2 separate regions of the Mus musculus genome follow, and region 2 is linked to region 1. A link is a contact called in ENCODE Hi-C or POLR2A ChIA-PET data. All regions are on one chromosome and are shown on one strand. Each heading gives the region's core, a stretch centred on a gene start or an enhancer-like site at or near the end of the contact. The rest is flanking DNA. Distances are from core to core; before and after follow the strand shown.

Region 1 (4,910 bases), core at 1,282-3,781:
CCATTTCCCCTAACAGCACTGCCACCAGGACCAAGTGTTCACAAACCTAAGGCTATGGGGACATTGCTCATTGAAATCACCACATCGGCTTTTTTCCTTTTTTTATTTTATGTGTATTTCGCCTGTATGTATATCTACAAATCACATATGTGCAGTAGCTGAGCATGCCAGAAGAGGGTGTTGGACCCCCAGGGACTAAAGTTATAGACAGCTGTGAGCTGCCATGTGGGTGCTAGGAACTAAACCAGTGCTGTTAACCTCTGAGCCATCTTTCCAGCTCCCCATCACACCATTTTTTAAATATCCAAACTACACACTAATCTCTTATAGAAAGTGGTTGCTGTAAACCAAGGCTCTGCCTGGTTTTGTACTTTTATTTTACTATGTGTTTATTTGTTATGAACCTGGGCCTGAAGTGTACTAACTAGTTACCACTGATCTACATCAGCGGCCCATCTCATTCTGAGAGGCAGTAATTTTTATTGTGAGCTTACTACCCGTCAAGCATGCTAAACACTATATGACCATTTTAACACAGTGTCTTTCATTTACCCTTAGGCAATTTCATATGTGTAAACAATACACCTTGGCCATGTGCAACCCCCAACTCAGCTCTTCTTTTATCCCCAAGAAACCCCTCCTACTCCCTCCAGGAACCCCTATGTCCTTCCCCAACTCCTCTAGGAACCCTCCACACATCTTACCCTCATGTCCTCTCCTTTTCAGTGTTAAGAACCCAGAGTTCATTCAGTGCCGCGTGTTGGAATATTTACAGGTCTTCTGCAGATAACCATAGCAGCACATGGGGCAATGGCTGTACCATCTGAAAGACAGTATTCCACAGGCTCTGCCCATTTCTCAGCTCTTACATCCTTTCTGCCATTTTTTTTTCAGAGTTCCCCGAGACACCCAACAGTCACTTAGTCTCAGCATTTTCAGTCTCTGCATCAACTGCTGCTTGCTACAGAAAGTGCCTCTGGCTGTGGCTGAGGACAGTACGGATTTGTGGATATACATATAAATTTCTAGAAAGAAGTCTGATAACATGTAATTTAGCAAAACCACAGTAACAGGTTCCTCCCTGTGGCCGTGATGCCCCGAGCCATGGGATTTACAGGACCAGGTTACAGTACCAAGCTGGAATTCCTTCCAGTAGAACAGACCTCAAATCCAAAAGTAATTGGTTGCCCTCATAACCCTACAGCAGCGGGCACATCTTGCCTGGCAAGGTGGTCGGCTGGTTTATCACGGATGCTTCTTTTTCCCTGGCAGGATTCACAGCACCTATGAAAGCCAGTCATCACAGAGAAGCCAGTCATCACAGAGTCATCACAGAGAAGCCAGTCATCACAGAGTCATCACTGACAAGTTTTTGGGTCAGTGCACTTTGATGTCTCTGTGTCCAGCTACCAAAGTATACAGTGTCTCCAGCAATAGTGTCTTACTACTTAGTTTCGGTGGGCAACCAAGTGCAACAGCTATAGCCTGTATTGTTTTAGGGGCTTCTGGGTCTTCCCTGACCATGTCATAGAAAGCTATCCCATGCCTGGCATTGAGATTTTCATCTAATAATGCATGTCTTTTGGGGGGAATCATTTTCCATCCATGCAAGTGTATCTCTTTGAAATTCTGTATTTTAGATTTACTTCTATTTTGGGAGAGTGTTCTACCTGCGTCCGAAAGGGGGCGTGTGGGACTGGAGTTTATTGCAGCTCATGAACTCCCAGGTGAATGCTGGGAACCAAACCCAGGTCCTCTGCAAGTGCTCTCAACTTCTCAGCCATCTCTCCAGCCCCTTTGTATTTTTTAATTAGTTTATAAAGGTAGTGGGTTTCCATAGGGGTTATAGTACTTTGGTCATGTTTTTGCCAAAACGATCATTTAAAATATATTGTCAAGTTAGCAGGGCCTATGCGAACATTATCTCACTTAACATCCTAAGATCCATATTATAGCTGTACAGGCACACGTCTGTAATTCTGAGAGTCTGGGTAAGATCCTGAGGGGGCTGGTGAGATGAATCACTGGATAAAGGTGCCTACTGCCAAGCCTGAGTTAGAATCTCAAGGCCCACATAGTGGAAGAAGAAGACTACCACAAGTTGTCCTCTCCGCTGGTGTTTGAGAACAGCCAGGACTACACAGCGAGACCATGCCTCAAAATAACTAAATGACAACAACATTTTATTATTATTATTTTTAAAACCTATAAATATGGAGTTAGAGACGTGGTCCAGTTGCTAAGCACTGGCTTAAGTGGCTGGGGCACGACTTAAGCACGACTCTCTTGAGCGCTTTCTCTCTGCATGCAGGCGCTGGGACGGCCCTGGGGCTTAGCTGCACAGAGGTAGACCAGTACGGGCCCCCAAGCCCTGGTTCCAAGAGCGTTCCCGCCCACACGCTGCTATTTCTCCGCCAGCGCCTCCCCTCGCAACCAGCCCGGAAAGCCTACGCCCTACCTACCTTCTACCCAACCACAGAGTAGGGCGGGACATCCGCTGGCGCTTCAACTCTCCCGGAAGTGACGTCGGAGTGTCAACATGCAAGATGGCGGCCCATCACCGGCAGAACACAGCCGGGCGGAGGAAAGTGCAGGTATGGCGGCCCGGCTCCGCGGCCTTGGCGACACTGCCGTCGGCTCTGGTACCCCCGCGGGCGGGCGGATGCCTCGGGCCGCGGCTGGCCGGGTTCGACAGCCGGAGGATGGCGGGGCGGGGCGCAGCGGCGCGAGGGGTGGGGCCGGGGCGCCAACGGCCTGAGGTGGCGGCGGGCGGACTGGGCGCGCGGGCCTCGCGAGCGGTCGCGGGGAACCGCCGTCCCGGCGAACCGCCGTCCCGGGACACCGGGCCTGCGGCGGCGCCATGGGCCTGCTGCCCGCTCACCTGCCTCTGCTCTCGGCCGCCTTCCTCCGGAACAGCCGCGACCCGGCGGCGGAGGCCTCGCGGCGCCCGCGGGTGGGTGAGGCCGGGAAGCGAGGGGCCTTGCGGGGGCGTGGCGGGTCCGGGTCGCACGTGGGAGCGCTGTGCTGGAGGAAATGACAGTGTCCCTTCCTTAGCGATGGGCTTTGCCTCCGCCCTCCACCGTCCTCACTATGCATCTTCCGGGCTTCCTTTTTAGTCCTCATCTCCCTAACGTCGGAATCTCCAGTGATGAGCTCGCTGACCCGCACCGTGGGTGCTTTGGGTTTCCCCAAATCACGTTGGTTTGGTGTACGTTTGAGTTTTGCTTGCTGCCTTGTGTGCTGGGGATAAAGCTCGTTTAGCAGAGCCCTTCCTGTCCTGAGCAAGGTTCAAACCCCCTGCTCCACATAAAACCAGGCATGCTTGGTACCCGCCTGTACTTCTAGCGCTGCTTGTGTGTGTGTGTTTCTGTGGTGACGACAGGGGAATCGGAAATTCAAGGTCATCCTCCAGTACCTACCAAGTTTGAGATCAATCAGTCTGGGCTACACGAGACACACTGCCTTAAAAAAAAAAATGCATTCAGTCATTAAAGTGGACTGAGTGCATAGACTTGCCGCACAGAGGAGAAGAGACTAAAAGGGTTTAGCAGTCAGTAAACACTCCACGGATTGAACTCAGTGTTCAGAAGGGAGGGCCAAAGGTGAGTAACCCCAGCATAAGGCTGGAAAGCTGTGGCATTTTCTGAATGAGTGTCCTCTTTATAGTACTGACTTCCATTTGTTGGCCCTGTGTGCTCACTAATGGTTGTTTAATGGTTAGAATTGGGCTGACTGGGAGATGGTCAGTCTGGTGGAAGGCCTGTAGCACAAACATGAGGATCTGAATATCTGCGTCCACGTAAACATCTCTATCCCCTCACTTGAAAAGACGCCTGGCATGTGGGTTGGCACTTGAAATCTCAGCTCTAGGGAGGCAGAAAATGGAGTGTCCCTGAAGCTTGATGGCTGTCTAGTCCTGCTGATTGATAAACTCCAGGTCCCATGAAAGAAACAGGGTGGAGAGTGAGCAATGAGGGAAGGCACCCAGGTCACCCTGTAGCCTCCACATGCATGTGTCCCTATGTGCTTATGCCCCTGTGCACCACACTCACACAGGCGCTCACGCACTCACACGCTCACTAACAAGTAATAAATACTTTACAGGATCAGTGAGGTGACAAGAATGTAAAAATCCCCTAGCTTTCCCTGGGTAGGTGCTGCTTTCCTTCCAAATGGCATTGATGGCACTGAAGTAGCCCCAGCCTCCAGGCCAAGGGGGTGAAAACACTGATTTCAACTAAGTTGTAACTTAGTCCAGTTCCACACACTAGGACGGTGGTTCTTGATAGAGTAAGGATTATCAGTTCGTTCAGTTTGGGGTAAAGACTTAAAAGACATGGGCTTGCAAGATGGCTTGGAGGGGAGGTGTGCTTGCTGCCAAGCCTGAAGACTTGAGTTTGATTCCTGGGACCCACAAAGTGGACAGTGAAAACTGGCTCCAAGTTATCCTTGACTCTGGGGGAATACACCTCAGTGTAGAGCACGTGCCTGCCTCTCACAAGGCTCTGTCCTTAGCATCTTTTAAAAACATTTTTTAAAACAACACACACAACAGAGAAGAGTAGAGAAGAAAATCACATCAGGTGCCAAAAAAGTGTTTAAATAGGCTAGATGTCGGCTGGTGCGTATAGACCTAGGGAGAAGCTGATTCCACACTCAGCTGGCCAGAGGATGAAGGTAGAATTTGGTGTTTAGCACTTTGTTCAACAGCAAACCAATTGTGATTGGACACTATTTCCTATCAAAATCTGAAACTAGCCTGCTAAGAGAAGGTTTAGGATTTGTCCAGTAGGTACAGAGCAATGCTAGAAGCCTCGGAGACTGATTTCATCTCCTATTGCACAGAAGGGATGCACGCATGCACATTGCAAGAACTTACAAATGGTGCAAAAGTATAAATTGTAGTTGTT
Region 2 (4,910 bases), core at 644-3,143, 43 kb after region 1:
TGACCTTCAGTTTGTGCATGCATGCACGCACACGCACATAATACCAAGTCACCCTGGGCTTCCTAGAAGTCAAGTGTCCGTGACTGCTGAGCCATCTCTTCAGCTCACTGTGTATGTTTTTGAGATAAGAGCCTTGATGTATAACTTAAACTGGCCTCAAACTTGGGAGTCCTCCTGCCTTTGCGTCTAATGCTGGTATTCCAGGGATGAGCCACCACATCCTATTCCACATAGCTCTTTATGGCCTTCCTTCTCCCCTGTTTGATTTCCAAATATGAGTACTTTGTCTACCATGTTATCTCTAGTGCCTGAAGCTCTGCCTGGCATAGAATATATATTCAAAAACATGTCTATAGCTAGGTATACTCGTGCACATTGTAATCCTGGGATTCGGGAAGTATCAAGAGCTCAAGGCCATCCTACATCAAAAACAGCCGGGCAGTGGTGGCACACACCTTTAATCCCAGCACTTGGGAGGCAGAGGCAGGCAGATTTCTGAGTTCAAGGCCAGTCTGATCTACAGAGTGAGTTCCAGGACAGCCAGGGCTACATAGAGAAACCCTGTCTCAAAGAAAAAACAAGCAAACAAACAAAGGGACTGGAGAAATAGGTCAGCAGTTAAAAGAGCCTATTATTCTATCAGACGACCTGGGTTGAGTCCCCAGCATGCAAGTGTGACAGCTCCCAAATGCCTATAACTCCAACTTAAAGGGATCTAAAACCTCTGGTTTGCACACTCGTGTGCACAAACAAAAACAACACACACACCAAAAACACATCTCTGTAACGGGTCCTCATCCTCTGACCTGATCAACCTGTCCCCCTTTAACCAGCCCCCCTTGCCTTCACTCCGTCCACCACCCCCACCACCTCACTTCCCTCAGCCCTTGTGCAAAGATCCCAAACTCCTGACTTCCCGTGAACCTGTTTTAAAACACCCCCGGTTGGATGCATCCCAATGTCTGCCAACCCCCAAGCACAAATCTTGTCACTTTGATCTGTAAAGCCAATGTGGCTCTCCAGCTAGAAACCGCTTCCCTAGCCCTGACTCCAGACTTCCTTTGACATAGACCAGAGAGGCATAATGGCTCAGGAGGCAGGCGCACGCAGATGGATTTCTGTAGGTTCCAGCCCAGTCTAGCCTACATAGCAAGTTCCAGGCCAGTCGGGGATACATAATGAGACACCCACAAAATAAATAGATAGATAGATAGATAGATAGATAGATAGATAGATAGATAGATAGATAAGATTTAAGAGGAACCGAGAAAGAGCAGCTGAGAGTTTAACAACAGCTTGAACTAAGTACCAAGATCCTGTCTGAAGGAATGAAGGCAGGCAGGCTGACCCAACAGCCAGACAACCTGACAAACCTGCCCGCCTCCACACAGCTCTGCATCTACCTGCTTTTCAAAGGGGCAAAACAGGGGAGCTGAGTTCAAAGATCTTTCTATCCCCAACTCCATACGGCGTTCTTTATCAACCAGACTATACTTCCCAGCAGCCTGTTCGCTCGTACCTCCCTGCAAGTGACACGTAGGGCCCCATCTAGGTCTCGGGATGTTTCACTCTGGGGTCCCAATGCCCACCCTGGCTCCAGTCATTCTGGCCACTTCACCCCCTCTTCAGCAGCTTTCCCAAAGCCCACGAGCTCTCCCAGCCCCTTGCAATGCTCCTTAGAGAAGGGGCCTCGGATCTTGGACGCGCTGGGCCTCGCAAGGCATGCAGGGAGGTCACTGCAGGCCTCGGGGCTGTGCAACCCTCCCTGGTGATCTTCCACCACCCCGGCTCACCCCGTGCAGATGGAAGCCCTCGCCGCCCGCCGGCTGCTCGCTGCTTGCCCCTAGCCCCATGGCCGCCCTCTCCCGCTGCTGCGTGGCCTAGTCACGTGGGGCCAGGCCACGCCCTCCCGGATGTCACAGTTCTTAGCAACAGGCCAGCAGCCAGGTTGCCAAGGACGCGCGCGCCTTAGACTTCCGGCCGTGAGCTGGGCTGCGAATTGGGCGGCCAGAGCTGGGAATCCCGCTCAGCCGGTCATCACCTGAGCCGGGCTGCAGCCATGAGCAGCGATGACTCCTCTCTCATGGTGCGTGAACTCTGGGCCGCCTGCGCTCGGGACTACTTCTGCAGTCAGGACTGCTGCCCTGGGCTAGCTCTCTGCTCTCTGACCATTTCTGCTCTGGGGTTACCTTTCTGCTTTCTCTGGCCATCTGCCCTTGGGCCACCCTCTGCCACACCATCCACCCTGCTGCCTGCCCTCTGGCCATCTCTACTCTTAGGCTACTTCCACCCCCCAACCACCTCTACCCCTCTGTTCACTACTCTGGCAGCTTCTAGAAGTCCTTCCATCTTCCTCAGCTCCCTAACCAAAGCATTTCCCCTCAGTGTCCTCTGCACCCCTAGCCTCAAATTAGCACCCAGACCTGATCCTATCCCCCAAACCAATCCGTGCCTGTCCATTATCGCATCTGCCTCCCACCTAAGCCATCTGTGTTCCACTGCTATGAGGTCTATGCCCACCTCCAACCCTGTTCCTAATCTAACGAGAAGTGTCAGCTTCCAAAGTCTCCAGAGCCACCATGTATCTCTCCCTTAGACACCTCTGGCCTGGTTTCTCTACTTGGGCTCTTTGCACCAGCACTACTGCCTGGCATTACCCATGTGCCACCTGCAGCCACCCACACATCACTGCACGCAACAGCCAGAGTCATTTCTTTAGAATATCATTTGAGGTAACTGGGGATCTGGCTCAGTTCCTAGAATATGCACCAAGCCCTGATAGCCATAAAACAGGTGTGGTGGTAGGTGCCTTTAATCCTAGCACCGGAGAGGTGGGGAGGGAGGGTCAGAAACTCACCATAGTTGAGTTTGAGGCCAGTCTGGGATACATGAACACCAGGCTCTGCCAAAAGTTTTAAAAATCTGAAAACTTCACTCCCCTACTTAAAGCCATTCGAGCTGGTTCCTGTTGATGACCCTGTCTGACGTCTAGGCTCTTTCAAATGGCCCATGAGGCTTTTACGACCTAACCACATCTATCCCCAACTCAACACCCACAAACCTTAGAGGAAGTGAGCTTTTGCTTTGAAATCTCAGCCCCAATTACTGTGTGATCTCCATGGGCTGTGTCTCCCTGGGCTTCAGCTTCTTTAGCTGTGAAAGATACCAAGATGTGTATAGCGGAGGACATGGAGACCCTGAAAATGACCACTCCTCAGTCCCCTTCCTTCCCAGCCTAGGATGAGCCTGACTTGAAGCTTACATGGTGTATTGACCATCCCCCAGTCACCTAAAACCTCTGCCGTAGCCAAACTCCCTGGAGCGCCTTCCTTCCCAGGGCTGCAGAAGGAGAAGGCCAGGCCTGAATGCTGCCTCTCCCTTCCTGTTTGTAGACGTGAGAAGGAATGGGTCACCTCAACAGGAGTGGGTCTCACCCCATCGTGACCAGAACAAAGATGGAGGGACGGGAGCTATGGCAACCATGTTCTTTCTTTTCATGCAGGCTTCGATCATTTACTACAGCCAGGAAAAGTACTTCCACCATGTGCTGCAGGCTGCGAATGTGGGCCTAGAGAGGTACAGCAGCGACCCAGCCCTGCAGTTCTTCAGAGCGTATGGAATCCTTGGGGAAGGTGAGGCATTATTCCTACCCCAGGGGGAAACATCCTAGCTTTTATCTTCTAGCAGCATCTGGATGCCAGCTTCTAGCTATGTTCCCATGGAAACACCCCTGGCCCTCCCAGCCCCCCCCCATTAATGAACAGAAACCTGTAAAGTCTATATATCAGGTTAGCTTTTGAGATCGTGTCTCACTGCCCCCTGCCATGAGGCTCAGTATCCCTATCTATAAAATGGGTTGTTAAGAGAGAGAAGGCTAGGACTGTTTAACCCGTCTCGGGCTTGGAAGTTGGATCTGGAGGAAAAGAGAAGTGGGAGGTGTAAGCACTGGAAGGTTCAGATGTGAGGGAGTGGGGCTTAAACAGAGCCTGGGTGCTGAGAACTGTCCAAGCACCCTGTAGCTAACATTAGGGACATGTGGGATAAATGTAATCGGTAGGCCTTGAACAACCAGGTGGGAGTGCTCGGTCCCTCCTCAAAACTGACTCCAGTCCCTCTAAAGTGCCCAGGCTCGCTCTCAGGCACATCTCTAGGTTTCAAGTTTCTCAACCAGTCGGCCAGATGTAGTGGAGCACATGGGAGGCGGAAGCGGGAGGCTCTGGAAGTTCGACATTACCTTAGACTGTGTATCAAATTTCAAGTGCCCGATATACAAAAGAACCTTTCTCAAAAACAAAATAGAAAGTGGGGGCTGGAGAGATGGATCAACGGTTAAGAGCACTTGCCGCTCTTACAGAGGACTCTGATTCCATCCCCAGAATCCACGAGGCAGCTCTCGTAACCATCGATAACTCCGGTTCCTGTGGATTTTACGTCCTCTTCTGGCCTCCTACACACACATAAAATATTTACATTATTTATCAAACAAGGCAGATGGTGCCTAAAGAAAATCAGTTAAGTCTGTCCTCTGACCGGCACGCACAGGTACACACATGGACCTCCCCTTGCTGGCCCCGACCATGGTGGCAATGGCCTTCAGAGACCTTCACCCTCCAGGAAATGCAGGCCCCCCGAGGAGCTTTTGCATCAGACTGTGTTCTGGATTTCGTGTGTGAAAGCAGGCAGCGACCAACAGGAACCCTGTGTCGTGTGCCTGGAGCCCCAGGATCAGACTATGTACATTCTTTCTGCAGACCACATCCACGATGCCATCAGCGAGCTGGAAGGCATCCAAAGCCACCCAGACACGTCCCTGTGCGCGGTCATCGCCCTGCTTTCTGCTCACAAATCCTGCGACACCATCGGTGAGCGTGGCCATGTTTGGTAGACTGGGCCCCAAGGGGAGGAAAAGC

The links. Hi-C counts contacts between places; a loop is a spot of excess contacts on that map. ChIA-PET counts read pairs that join two places held with the same protein, here RNA polymerase II (POLR2A).
Region 2: a map of heart shows a loop between it and region 1 (7-fold over the local background). The contact joins the promoter of Gorasp1 here to the promoter of Wdr48 in region 1. A Hi-C loop is called at or near these places in 4 of 37 maps with a recorded cell type or tissue (T-helper 17 cell and heart). POLR2A ChIA-PET finds 5 or more read pairs at or near these places in 1 of 5 experiments (Patski).

The regions. Positions count from the first base shown.
Region 1 is chr9:119,892,364-119,897,273 of GRCm38, forward strand. Wdr48 (WD repeat domain 48) reads left to right here and starts at 2,532. Exons shown (of 19, transcript NM_026236.3): 1 at 2,532-2,594. The coding sequence starts at 2,547. Gm2449 (a long non-coding RNA gene) reads right to left here and starts at 2,549. Exons shown (of 7, transcript XR_871350.2): 1 at 2,463-2,549; 2 at 1,164-1,284; 3 at 705-823.
Region 2 is chr9:119,935,665-119,940,574 of GRCm38, forward strand. Gorasp1 (golgi reassembly stacking protein 1) reads right to left here and starts at 1,894. Exons shown (of 9, transcript NM_028976.2): 1 at 1,794-1,894. The coding sequence starts at 1,853. Ttc21a (tetratricopeptide repeat domain 21A) reads left to right here and starts at 1,942. Exons shown (of 29, transcript NM_028735.3): 1 at 1,942-2,086; 2 at 3,503-3,632; 3 at 4,752-4,862. The coding sequence starts at 2,060.